2 separate regions of the Mus musculus genome follow, and region 2 is linked to region 1. Evidence: chromatin loops called from intact Hi-C (ENCODE). Cell type or tissue: heart. All regions are shown on one strand. Links, peaks and the distances in the headings refer to the core of each region. The heading gives the core; the rest is flanking DNA.

Region 1 (6,974 bases), core at 3,042-5,541:
TCCCCTCCAGTGTAAAAAGCCTATTTGGAGGAGGAGAATGGGATCGATGGGAGGGATAATGGAAACCCCGATCTCATTTTATAGCCTGTTACTTGGATAGCCTTGGACAAAGTTTTCTGGTCTTTGGTGTCTCTATCTGTAAAGTGGGGATAATTAAATATCCCTTAGGTATATCTAGGGAGAGGATGATGGAACTATTAAAGGTATTTGGCTATAGCAACAACCATTGGAATAATTACACATTAATTGGGACATATCACTGTGTCATGACATTCTAGTCATGAATTCCTGGATAAATTAATGGGTTAATTGATCCCAGGAAACACATGGATATTTTATGAGAGTCTCCTAAAGACAGTGCTGTATGCATCAAGGAAGTAACAAATGGTGGTAGTGCCACTCAGTTGGTGGCTACTTTAAAGACTTAATTACCTTCTCTTCACACACTCACTGGGTATGTTGAAACCAAAAGAAGTCCTAACTTGGCTCCTGCTCTTTTTTGTTGTTTGTTTTTTGTTTTATTTTGGTTTTTGGAGGTTTTTTTTTTTTTTTGGTTTTGGTTATGGTTTTTCGAGCCAGGGTTTCTCTGTGTAGACCTGGCTTTTCTGGAACTCACTCAGTAGACCAAGCTGGCCTTAAACTCAGAAATCCTCCTGCCTCTGCCTCTCTAGTGCTGGGACTAAAGGCATGTGCCACCACTGCCTGGCTGGCTCCTGCTCTTGTGGAACTTACAATATACTCGGGAAGAAAGTTCAGCTTCCCTGAAAAAATAAGGTTTATTTACATGATTGAGTGGACAGGGCAAGTGCAGGAGCCCTAGAAAAGGGGGAGGTGAAGGTATAGGGTGTCGAGTTTCTGACTGCTGATGCTGGCCAATTTCAGCATCATATCCTAGAGTCACCTGTCCCAAGTGGAACATGTCCTGATTCTGTGGGCTGAGACACCTGTGGCAGACACCCAACAAAACTCTGCCCTTTTGCCTAATGAGACACTCAAAAGGCGATCATGCTTTGTCTACACACAGGCAAAATATGTCTTGGCTTGTGATATGCAAACATTAAGCAAGGATATATGAGAGGGCAGGGGAGCAAGGGCCCTTCCTGTCTTCATGGTGATCTCGCAGTATCAGCCAGTGAGCTTCTTTCCTTTTCTTTTTTTAATATTTATTTTATGTATATGAGTACATCATTGCTGTCTTCAGACACACCAGAAGAGGGCGTCAGATCCCATTACAGATGGTTGGGAGCCACCATGCGGGTGCTGGGAATTGAGCAGTTGGTGCTCTTAACTGCTGAGCTGTCTCTCCAGCCCAGCTGGTGAGTTTCTCAGAGGCCAACCCCAGCCTTCCTCTGTAGTGTTTTCCCCCATCTCTCCCTTTCTTCCTTCTCTCCCTCCCTTTTCCCTTTCTCCCTCCTCTTTTTTCCCCTCTCCTCTCCCCTCCACCCCCAGCTTTTTTCCTCTCACTTTGTACCCTAGGTTGTTTTTGAACTTGCAGTTCTCCTGCCCCCACCTCTGCAGCGCTGGTTAAAAGCACTCACCTCTTTAAGTTCTCACCTTTCTGTCTTTCTTCTTTCTTTCTTTTTTCTTTTTCTTTTTTGGTTTTTCGAGACAGGGTTTCTCTGTGTAGCCCTGGCTGTCCTGGAACTCACTCTGTAGACCAGGCTGGCCTCGAACTCAGAGATCTGCCTGCCTCTGCCTCCCGAGTGCTGGGATTAAAGGCGTTGCGCCATCACACCCCGAAGTTCTCACTTTTTTACTCTCCTCTTTAGGCCTCCTTCTCTCTCTATCCTTTTCCCTTTTCTCTCCTTCTTTCAACTTTCCCTCTGCCTTTCTACAATAAAGCTCTAAAGCCAAAAAAAAAAAAAAAAAAAAAAAAGGCACCACCATGCCCATGCTCTGCTTTTCTTTTTGCTCTGTGTGGCACCAGCCCAGGGTCCAACCTGAAGGTGTTTCACTGATGTATTCTGTAAGTGTGGGACAAAACAATCTAGGAAAGGGAGAAGGATGACCACTCATGAACGTTAGGATATGATGCGGCAGACTTACTTAAATGTACAAAGACCTAGGCAATGGGCCAGTGAGATGGCTCAGTGGGTACAGGTGGTTGCTGCCAAACCAAATATGAGTTACTTACATGGTAGGAGGAGAGAACCAATAAATATTAGGAAAGGTAGGGAGTCAAGCAGGCAGACCCATCAAATGAAAGTGTAAGACAGAAGGCAGTAGGGAGGAAGCAGTGTGTCTCCCTATTGATGTGTGTGAGTATCTGCTCATGGCAAGTGCTCAGCACATCTTTTGCATAAAGGCACAGGGTGAGATTCAGTACTGTTCTCAGAGGACAGGAAGGTTTTAGATAGGCAGAGATGGGTCAGGGCACAGGTGAATCTCCTTTTCAGTCAGACGGTATTTGGGGGGCAGGCTCCAGGATTGCTCAGCCACACATCCAGATAATGTTTTAGCATAATGCCTGACACAGTGAAATCCTTGGTAGTTTGATTTAAAGTGATGCAAAGACTGTCCAAGGGGGCTGGTGAGATGACTCAGCGGTTAAGAGCGTCAACTGCTCTTCCAAAGGTTCTGAGTTCAAATCCCAGCAACCACATGGTGGCTCACAACCATCCGTAACGAAATCTGATGCCGTCTTCTGGAGTGTCTGAAGACAGCTACAGTGTACTTACATATAATAAAGAAATAAATATTAAAAAAAAAGACTGTCCAAAAGGAGAGTTTTGAGAGGTTTAGAAGCTGAGAGCAGCTGACCCGGAATCTCAAGCTCTGGAGAACTGAGAGGAGAAAACAGGAAACACACAAGCTTGGGCAGTTAGGAACCACAGGCAACTGCTTTGTGTTTGGGTATAGGGAGCTATGTAGACCAGGCTCACTTAAAACCCACAGTGATCCTCCTGCTTCAGTGTCCTATGTGCCGGTATTATGTGTACGTCACCATGCACACCCCACAGGAGCCTGTGACATAGCAGGTGAGAGGCAGACACCACATGGTGAGTCCAAGAAAGACACGGTGTGAGGCGAGAAGTGAAGATGTGTCCTGTGTGCTGTGGCAAAGGCGGGGTCAAGGGAGGCTTAGCATTTGTCTGTTTTAAACAGAAGGGATCTAAGCGTGTTATTGCCAAGTGTGGAGGTGGAAGCCGAAGAGTGGAGGGTTTGGGGTACTGAAGAGATAAAGAGAGAATCCAAAAGCTGGCTGGGCAGACACAGGGAAGGCCAGGTGGTTGCTGACACATCTTCCGTATGGATCCCATTGGTGGCATTTCTTAGCAACCCAGGACAGACATTCCCACCAGATGCTCTGTAGGACACACAGACATTCCCACCAGATGCGCTGTAGGACAAAGTGCTGACACTCCAGTCACCGTGGTGGGGAATAACTAGTGGGTATGTCAAAAACCCAAGCGGTGCTGCACTTCTGTAAGCCCAATACTTGGGAGATGAAGGCAAGAAGATCAGGAGTTCAAGGCCAGCCTTGGTTTACATAGTAAGTTCTAAGTCTTGAGATAGTCAAGAGACTGTCTCAAAAACACAAATCAGAAATGAAAAAGAAAAAGGCTAGAGCCCTGAAGTGCTCTCTGAGCCCGTTCTCACCTGTGGCTGCCCTGTAAGGCCCCGCCCTCACTTTCTGTGAATTCGGTGCTCCACACATGAAGCAGCTCTTCAATCCATTTCCTGCCATTGTTCCTCCTAGTGTCTACTCTGCTTGTAGTGTGTGGCACAATGGCTCCCAACTGCTCAACAATCGCTTTCTATGACCTAGGGTCCCCCACCTCTTGACTTTGCTTGTCTTGCTGATCCTCAGTATTGGAGAATGCCCTCTCGTCACTCAGCCTCAGCCACTTGCCTAGGTCTCCAGAAGTCCTGTGTCCTTAGGGAGAAAGGAGAGAGAATAGAGATGAGAGGGGCTGACTTCCCCCTTGTCCTCCCCAGAGAGCTCAGTGTATTAGAAACCTGCACCTAGGAGAGAAGGCAGCTCCCTGGAGGTGAGATCCAGTTCTGAGGAGGCTCTAAATCGAGGCAAATCACCATACCTCACCAGAGAATGAGGAAGCAGCGGGGACTCAGGGACCCTCTCAGCAGCAAGGGAACTCACTCAAACACTCATCTTACACAAGCACATTCACCAGTCACCACGGCCACAGCCGGCAAAATGGGGAGGCACAGGGCGGGTCTTTGCTTCCCTTAGCCTAGAGCACACAGGCTAGCGATTCAGGGGAGACGGCACAGTCTGATGGCAGTCCCTCTGAGTCCTCCCTTCTAGGGAGCCTTAATTGTCCCTGCCTTTGTCCTCTCCATTCCTGAGCTCCCTGACTCAGGCTGGTACCCAAATTTCCTAGAGGGAAAAACACTTGCCAGCAGACTAGTACCAATGACACAGAGGAGGTGACTGTGACAGAGCTGTGGATCTGACCCTTCAGGGTCCCTAGCCTGGCCAGTTCAGAGAGAACTTGGAGGTACCTCCCCAACTTGCCTCCAGGATATGGCTCTATGGACTAACTAGGACCTCTTTCCTGCTGGATAAAGTCTGACACCTGGTGGCCAGAGTGAGGAATGACCAGCAGGGCACTTTGCAAATCTCCAGAACTTCTGAACTGTTGGTCCCAGTGAAAGGGGAGCTGACTAGCGGAGCTGGTGGGGAAAGTTCCTAGGCAAGGCAGAATAGACACTAGGGACCCAGAGAAACCTTCCTATTTTTTCACCCTTTAAATCCAGGAAACTCAGAACCTACTAGGCTAAGGTGCTGGGTCTGAGAGGGAAGAGAGGGGCTAGGAGGAGACCCTGAAGGAATATGGCAAAAATGAAGGCTGGGGAAAAGATGAAGGCTGGATGGGCAAGATGTTTTGGGGTGTCCACCTGGGTGCACAAAATCCCCTAAACTGGACTGAATTTCAGCTCAGAATGAGTAGCAGGGCCTGAGTGGGGGAGTTGCTAAGGAGAGAGAAAGAAATGGGAGAGACCTCACATCCCATTGAACTCATGCAGCTGCTGCCCTCCCTCACTTTTACCTGCCCCATCTTTTCAGCTCTAACTGGCTCTGTCCATATGACCCATCTCAAACTGAAGGCGAGGGACTTTCAGGATGTATATTTGTGAAGAGTGCTGACCCCACCCAGAACTGTCACACTGAGTAAAGCTAAGATGAACCTGCTCCCACAGGAGCCGCGCGCAGTGAGTCTCAGCCCCAGGGAGTCCCAGGTCTAGGTTTCTGTTCAGGTTGTTTGTTCTCCTGGTCTTCACAGGACTTTGACCTTGAACCTAATAAGGCTTAGGGTATTTGCAAAGTATAAGTTAACTCCATCCACTTCTATCACCAGCTTCTGGAATCAGTGCTGACCAAAGACACTTCGTATACAAGACAGAATTGAGCCACTAACTTAGACCACCAGTTTGGTCTCCACTCTGAGAACTCTGCATCAAGCAAAGTGTTCTAGGCAGGAAGGAAAATGATGAGGTTAGAGAAGAAAGTAGGAAAACACCCAAAGATAGGAGACCAAGTCAGTGCCCTAACCACCTTAGAGACACGTCGGATACTGAGCAGCCAGGATGATCCATCTTATTGCTCACCTGGAGAGGACAGCATGCTTCCTAGGGAGAGCTCCACCCCCACACACCTCCCCCACCAGAAGGCTAGTGCTAGGGTCCCTGCACTGAAGCAGAGCACTCCAGATCCCTTAGGGGCTGAGGGAACCTAAAGCCCCTGGGAGGTATCTTTCCAGTCAGTGTTGGAGAAGCTACCTGGACCTGAGCCAGGCAGATCTGGGGTGGGGGCTGAAGGGAGGGCAGGTAGGGATGGCTCAGCCAAGATCCACAGAGCAGGTCAGGGTGTCAGGAGCTGCCAAAGGAGACAAGCGACTAGGCGCAGGCAGTGGAGGGAGCTGCTGTGGCCGCCCAGCGGCACACCCCATTTCACGCTCCCTGGGCGGTGGCAGGCCCCACGGCTATCAGCTTTCAGGGGTGGGAGGGACCAGGAATGAGGAGGGGTCTGCCCCACCCAGGCTTCCCTGCTCCCTCAGGGCTTTGTGGACTCAGGAAGTGGGTGCCACATACCTTTGGGAACAGCCCCAGAATATCTGAGGCCTTCTTAGGGAGGAGTGGTGGTCAGTCCCACGGAGCCTAGGAGCTACCCACTATAGAGCCTCACTAGACCTAATGCCTGTGCCTTTCCCTGCCTAGTAGAGAATTCTCCCTGTCCCCCTTCCCAACTCTGTAGGGTCTCTTCTCCCAGATGTCCAGGAGACAGATGGAGGGATCAGACCTGAGCCACCCCAAACAATGGGTCCCAGAAAGGCCTTCCAGGTCTTTGCAGTGTGCCTGCAGCTCCTTCTTCTTCAAGAAGCTAATGGGGGAAGGCTAGCAAGAGGAGGTCCCTGGAGACACAACCTTCTGCCCACCACTGGTGGGTTTCTCTTTGGAGGGGTCCTCTTCTCTGCCTCCACACACACGGGAGGCCAGCCGAGTGCTTCCTAAGCCAGATCACAGAGCTTCCAAAAAGGAGGGCAAAGGCCTCCAACCAGCCATCCTTGCACCCCTGGAAGGAAGAACCGGATGGGCTCTCCAGAGGGTGATTAGTGCTGGGTCAGTCCAAGTGCTGGTTCCCAGACTCCCACGGGCCAGCATTTTCACCCGCTGCCAGGAAGTTGGTGAGGGGGAGGTGGTAGTAGGGGTGAGTCAGTGATGACAGGAGCCCCAAAACAAAGGTCATGGGTAGAGAATTGAGAGACGCTGTTTACAGCAATTACCTCCTGAGGTCTTCTCCCAATGCCTACCATTCTCCTCCAGCTCTAAGGCATTCGTGCTCCTGCTCTCCTGTCCAGGACTAACGACTGTGTATGTCCCTCTCTCTACCGCGCAAGCCTGGGAGCTTCTGCCGCACACGGGAAGCTAGTTAGTTACACAGTAGCTGTTACTAAGAGCACTTCTGCAGCACACGGGAAGCTAGTTAGTTACACAGTAGCTGTTACTAA
Region 2 (6,974 bases), core at 1,745-4,244, 180 kb before region 1:
CTACTCATAGACAATAAATAAATAAATAAATCTTTAAAAAAAAAAAAAAAAGAGTACTGACTGCTCTTCCAGAGGTCCTGAGTTCAATTCTGAGCACCTACATGGTGGTTCAGGCCCATCTATAAAGGGATCCGATGCCCTCTTCTGGCATGCAGGTGTACATGCAGCAGAGTACTTTCACATAAAATAATAACCAAACCAAACCCCAAATCCAAAACCCAAAAACCAAATTAAAAAAAAAAAGTTTGGGGGCTGGAGAGATGGCTCGGCAGTTAAGAGCACTGGCTGCTCTTCCAGAGGTCCTGAGTTCAAATCCTAGCAACCACATGGTGGCTCACAACCATCCGTATTGGGATCTGATGCCCTCTTCTGGTGTGTCTGAAAAGAGTGTCAATGCACTTACATATGTTAAATAAATAAATTTTTAGAGAGAGAGAAAGAGCTTCCACATGGAGGACCTTGGCCATCACCTGCCTCTGTAGATAAAGTTTTATTGGATCCTTGTTTGTTTTGAGACAGGGTTTCTCTATGTAGCTCTGGCTGTCTCTGTATACCAGGCTGGCCTCCAACTCACAGAGATCTTCCTGTGTCTGCCTCTTGAGTACTGGGACTAAAGGTCCAACAGCTTTTGGGCAACAGCAGCGGTGGGGATGATGAGCCAGAAATTAAACGTGTGCAGTGTGCTGTCCATCCTGTGCCGAAACTCTGCTGACCCCTTATACAGTGTCCTCAAGACACTGAGTCATGAGCACCTCTCAGTGTCATTTGCTTCTCCAGGGTGGTCGCTGTGGAGTGTCCCAGAGCAATGTCCAGCACTTGCCAACATCCCTGCACTGACATCAGGGTCCAGCGGGTGGGAGTTCCAGACACTCCTGCAGTAGACTCAGAGGGTCTCAACAGCTTCAGATACTACCTCATTGCTCGGGACCACAGAGAAAATGCCACCAAGCTGGCTCAATGCCTTTCCACAGACCATGGTCCCTCAGAGTAAGCACTTCTCTCTGTAGGATGACAGGCAATGTGCCAAAGTCATGAAGGCCTCCCAGGCAGCAGAGGCCACTAGGGGAAATCATCGCTTTTTATATACTTTTCTATTTCTTTTTAAATTTATTTATTTTATGTCATTGTCCTCAGACACACCAGAAGAGGGCATCAGATCCCATTACAGATGGTTGTGAGCCACCATATGGCTGCTGGGATTTGAACTCAGGACCTCAGCACCTCAGTCAGTGCTCTTAACCTCTGAGCCATCTCTCCAGCCCCCTATATACTTTTCTGTTACATTTGGTATGAATGTGTGCGTGCATGCGTGCATGCATGTGTGTGTTTATGTGTGCACTCATGCTCATACCACAGTACCTGTGGAGGCAAAAGGATAGTCTGCTGGAGTTGGCTTTCTCACTCTATCTCGTAAGATCCAGAGATAGAATTCACGCCATTAAGCTTGGTAGCAGGTCCCTTTACTCTCTAGCCACCTCGCTAGCCCAGGGTTCTCCAGTCTTACTCTGTACAAATGAGGCTTTGGTGTAGAAGTCTAGCCAGGGAAGCATTCTACCCTGTTCTTCTAGCTTCTCTCACTCATCACCTCCAAGGACATGTTTTAGAGGTGAGGAGAAAGGGAGGGGAGGTGCAAGGCTGAGCAATGAAGGCAGCAAACATTGCCATGGTGTCTGCAGTGACTGGCATTCTGTGAAGTTCACCATAGCATAGAATCCTGACGGAAGTGATCACCTTGACTTTGTAAAGACATCAACGGCAAAGGTTATGGAAGGGCTGAAAAGGGAAGTGCCATCACCGAGGCCTTCACAAAGTAAGAAATTATAAATTAATGTCTGTAGTTTATAACATCAGAAATGAAGATCTCGCTTGCTTTTAAGATAGGGCCCCAAACCAGACTCACAGAGATCTCTGCTTCCTGACAGCTGAGATTAAAGCATGTCTATAAAAATATAAAAATATATAAATAAAAAATTTATCTTTTAATTGTGTATGTGTATGTAAGTGTGTGTCCACATCTATGTATAGGTATGCGCATGTGAGTGCAGTGCCCACAGAGGCCAGAAGAGGGCATCAGATCCCTTAAAGCTGGTTATGAGTGGTTGTGAGCTGCTCCATGTGAGTGCTGAGTACTGAACGCCAGTCTTCTGTTACTGCATTATGTGGTCCTAACTGCTACACTGTCTCTCTTGCCTCGTAGTTTTAGTTCTGTTTGTTAGATTTAATCTTTTTTATCCTGCTTGTGTGTGTGTATTTGCACGGTGTGTGTCTGTGGGTGGCGCACTTGTGAGGATCAGAAGACAACTTTGTAGAGTCAGTTTTCTCCTCTACCTTCTTGTGGGCTCTTGGGATTGAACTTGGGTTGCCAGGCTTGCTCCACAATCCCCCTTACCAACAAAACCACCTTGCCAAACCTGCTTGTGTTTCGGATGTGTGCCTGAGATCAGTCTCAGGGCCTTGGACACGCTAAGTTATTACCCTACTTCTGAACTATAACCAATGATATGATTGCTAGTTTTGGATGCATTGGCTTGTTTGTTTTCATTGTTGTTGTTTTTTTTTTTTTGAGACAGAGTCTATTTACCCTGGGCTGGCCTTGAACTAATGACCCTTCTCTCTCAGCCTCCCATGTCCTAGGACTGCAGGCACGGTTCCCTACCCAGTCCAATTTTGTGTAGTAGTTGTTGTTTTTCAAAACAGGGTTTCTTTTTGTAGCCCTGGCTGTCCTGCAGGATTTTTTTTTTAAGTTGAGAAAACAAGACTCTATAAAGAGGGCAATGTGGTTACTATAATCTCATTTCCAAAATAGAGAAACCGAAAATAGTGCAGTATTCCCTGGGGGAGGTTGGCAGACAGAGACGCTGCTCAGGAAGCAAATCAACACAGACTGCTCCAAGCAGGCAGGTTACAAAACAGTAATAAAGAGTAAACCAGTGCTTCAAAACCCAACCAACCAACCAACCAACCAACCAACCAACCATCCAACCAACTAGCCAGCCAGCCAGCCAGAGTAAACCACTGAAAACCAGCTTAAGAGTTAAAGTGTTGACCACCAGGGGGCGCTGGAGTGCAGAGGCTGAGGCCAAGGGTCGTTCCTATTCACCAGGCCCCCTGAGTATTTTAATGTTTTTGAAGAATGCTAATACTCTGCCAATAGAATTCTGTTGTTTGAGTTTTGCATCTTGCAGGCTCTTATGGCCACAGTTGCCGCTGACAAGCAAAGCTTAGGTCCCTAAAGTGCTTTAATGTGTTTGCCCCAGAACGGGGCATGAGCATTCATTCCGTGTGTTACTCTGCCCCATCTACACCATGCCCCTTGCAGCTACTACAGAGTCAACCAACTTTTTCAGAGTCGTGCCTTTTTTGGCAAGTACATCAATGCGATTGAAATTTTGCTAAACTTCTGTGAGTCATTTCAGTAAATCGATGAACCACTGGAACCCCCAGTTTGGTAGCAAATTTGTCAGGGTACACGAGGTTTAAGCATGCTTTAATCCCACCACTGGGGAGGTGGAGACAGGTGGGTCTCTGTTGAATTGAGGCCAGCCTGATCTACATAGTGATTTCCAGGCTAGCTAGGGCCACAGAGTGAGACTCTGTCAAGGAAAAAAAAAGACAGGAAGCTTGTGACTGAGACAGATCTGACTAAGTCTTTCCCTTGGGGATCTATGCTGGCTTGGGGCAGCTTAGTGTGAGAATGGAGTCGAACTGTGCGCGTAGAGCTAGTGTTGGCCATCTGGTAGTGGAATGGAAAACATGATAATAAGTGAGCTCCCTCAGGTCTGGCCTCAGACATCTGTCTCTGCCTCTTTGAACCCCTAGTACATAGACAGCCCACTCTCTGTCCTAGGCACTGCTGCACCAGCCTGTTACTGAAGATCTAGGTAGGCTAAAATGGAGCTGCCTGGGGCACAGCCCAGGCTCCCTCTCCTCCCACTAGTACCATCTATTCCTGCCTGCTTGGGCTCAGGAAGTGCTGTCTATGACATCCAGACATAGACATATACATAGGACATAGACATGGTCCTCTCTGATCAAAGCTCCTACCTGCCTGTATTCAGGCTCCTCTTAGGAATTTTTTTGTTTTTGCTTTTCTAGAAAGGGTTTCCCTGTGTATCTGTGGCTGACCTGGAACTCGCTCTGTAGACCAGGCTAGCCTTGAATTTAGAGATCCACTTGAGTATGCCTTCCAAGTGCTGAGATTGAAGGAATGTGGGAGATGCTGACCAAAGGTACCATGTTAGCATGACAAATGACAAAGACTGCTTAGAGGCTCAGCATCCCTTTCCCCACTGCTCTGCTGGCAAAACCCTTCCTCTCCCACTCATTTAAGTGATAGAAAGGAGGGGGGGATATAACCACACCAGAGGCAGGTTCTTCCAGAGATGTTTTATCTGTCTGCTTCTGATGGTCTCTGACTCTGTGAGGTCATAATACAAGATCCAACGTCTTCATTCAGTAGCCCAGCATGTCCACAGCATTGTAAAACCTTGGGCTCTGTCCCCAGCACCACAAACACACACACAGATAAACACATAGACACACACACACAAATTCCTTCAGCTATGATGAGCCAAAACAAAACAAAACAAAACAAAACAAAAGGCCGGGCTGGAGAGATGGCTCAGCGGTTAAGAGCACTGACTGCTCTTGCAAAGGTCCTGAGTTCAAATCCCAGCGACCACATGGTGGCTCACAACCATAATGAGATCCGATGCCCTCTTCTGGAGTGTCTATCTCACGTGCTGGGGTCACAGGCTCATGGCTGCTACATTTAGCTTTTACATGGGTTCTGGGAATGGAACCCAGGTTCTCTTCAGCCTTTTATGTTTTGATCCAGAATCTCATCATGTAGCCCTGGCTGGCCTGGAAGTCTACGCAGACCAGGCTAGCCTCAAACTCACAGTGATTCATCAGCACTGCCCCTGAGTACTGGGATTAAAGGTGTGCATCACCGTGCTTGCCGCAGGTCCTCATCGTTGTTGTTTTTAAGATTTTATTCTATATACAGCATTCTACTTCTATGAAGACGGCATCAGATCTTATTACAGATGGTTGTGAGCCACCATGTGGTTGCTGGGAATTGAACTCAGGACCTCTAGAAGAGCAGTCAGTGCTCTTAACCGAGCCATCTCTCCAGCCCCAAGGTCCTCATTCGTACAAAACAAGTACTTTACCAGCCAGCCAGGGCTCTGTGTTCTGAGGAGGAGCTTGTCAAGGAGTGTGGACATATTTTTAACCTATCAATCTCTCTCAGCCAAAGGCAAACCAGTTGTTCTTTCTCTCCTCTCTCTTTTCTTCCTCCTCTTCCTCTTCTTGAGGTTTTTGTTTGTTTGTTTTTGTTTTTGTGTTGTTGTTGTTGTTGCTTTTGTTTTTTCTGGTTTTTCCAGACAGGGTTTCTCTGTATAGCCCTGGCTGTCCTAGAACTCACTTTGTAGACCAAGCTGGCCTCAAACTAACAAATCTGACTGCCTCTGCCTCCCAAGTGCTGGCAGTAAAGGTGTGCGCCACCACGCCCGGCTTCTTGTGTTTTTTGTTTTTGTTTTGTTTTTTGAGACAGAATTTCTCTGTGTAGCCCTGATTATCCTGGAACTCACTCCATTGACCAGGTTGGCCTTGAACTCCAGAGACCCGCCTGCCTGCCTGCCTCTGCCTCCTGAGTGCTGAGGTTAAAGGTGTGCACCATTTGCTTGGCACAAGATGTATTTTCAGAGGGAAGTGATTGTGGTTCGCATGACTAAGCCAAAAGATGGATAAATGGATGGATGGAGTGAAGTCAGCTTCTCAAACCTGGTACCAAGAACTGAAGCCTCCCCCATCCTACTCTGGTGGAGAATTGAGGAGAAAGAGACAGAGAGGGAGAGGTGAAAAGAGAAAGAAAGGGATAGATGGAGACAGAGAAAGATGGAGGGAGAAAGACAGAGAGACAGAGGGAGATAGAGCCACATAGACAGAGACACAGAGAGAGATGGAAAGAGACAGACAGAGACACAGAGAGAAAGAGGAGAGAGGCTCCACCTCAGATGAGGGTGAAGAAAGGGGCATGACGAACTGTGCCAGTGAGGTGGGGTCTGTCAGAGATGGACTCACATTGTTCCAGTTCTTTGTTCATTGAGAGCTCACTTCTGCATCCATAACTAAAGCCAGAGCTGAGGCTCTGGGATGGGCTAGCCTTAGCTCACATGTTAGTCCTGCATTTACAGGACAAGACCTGGCACAGGAGGAAGATGCTGGGGACTAACACGGAATGGGAGGAAGAGATGCCCAGATGGTTGTCAGGTTGGAACTGGGCAGCCATCCCAACGTGTGTGTGACCGTTGCCTCGGCTGAATTTAGGAGCCAAAGGTCGCAATTGCCCTGTTTTTAGAACAGCAGGAAAAAGCATCTGCTTCAGACTTGCAAAATGGTAACTTTCCACAGAGACAGCCCAGGCAGGTGAGCAGGGAGGCCTCAAGCCTCCTGCACCTGCAGTCTGTAGCAGAGGCTGCTGCCTCTCATGGCCTGGTGGCCATACTTTTAAGATGAAAGCAGTCCTGGGGGCACAAGTCTTCCAGTCATTTTCTCTGACAAAAACTAGGATCATGACAGAAGTTAAGCTGAGAGGAAACAGCAAGCTTGTGCCATGGACCCAGGGCGGCAGAAAACAGCCATGCAGGCAAGCAGGCGGGCCAAACAAGGCTCCTCCCTCCAGCCTCTGTCTAAAGTTGGCAGAGGAATGTTCAGAGCTCAGGAGTTGGGGTGAGGGGTGTTGCCAAACAGAGACGCACTGAGCAGTTTGGGGGACTGGAACATCCATTGGTAGAATGAGGAGAGGCCCCAGGCAGGAGTTCACCCCAGCTTTACCCACCCAGGTGTACAAAACCGACGCATGGCCTTCCTAGATCAGACACAAACACCCAGACGAGTCTGGATGTGGCCCCAGATTTCCACCATTGGACTTCGGCCTGAGTATTTAATATGCAAGTACCACGCATGTG

Evidence for each region. Peaks named below come from ENCODE experiments on the same cell type or tissue, not always from the same donor. Only the 100,000 strongest peaks of a DNase experiment are listed, where the experiment ranks them.
Region 2: a loop joins it to region 1, with 8 times the contacts of the local background. A loop is called at or near these places in 5 of 42 quality-filtered maps.

What each region holds. Positions count from the first base shown.
Region 1 is chr19:4,223,969-4,230,942 of GRCm38, forward strand. All of the region lies in intron 1 of Gm45928 (predicted gene, 45928), which reads left to right. All of the region lies in intron 2 of LOC102631992 (a long non-coding RNA gene), which reads right to left. Among named protein-coding and RNA genes, the nearest start is that of Pold4, 4.4 kb to the right of the region's middle. In heart, for the core only: no CTCF peak of the experiment used is centred there; DNase peaks (open chromatin) are centred at 4,273 and 4,553; H3K27ac peaks cover 1,024 bases; H3K27me3 peaks cover 2,349 bases.
Region 2 is chr19:4,049,130-4,056,103 of GRCm38, forward strand. No RefSeq gene overlaps it. Among named protein-coding and RNA genes, the nearest start is that of Gstp3, 6.8 kb to the right of the region's middle. In heart, for the core only: CTCF peaks have their summits at 2,074 (motif pointing right) and 3,074 (motif pointing right); a DNase peak (open chromatin) is centred at 3,042.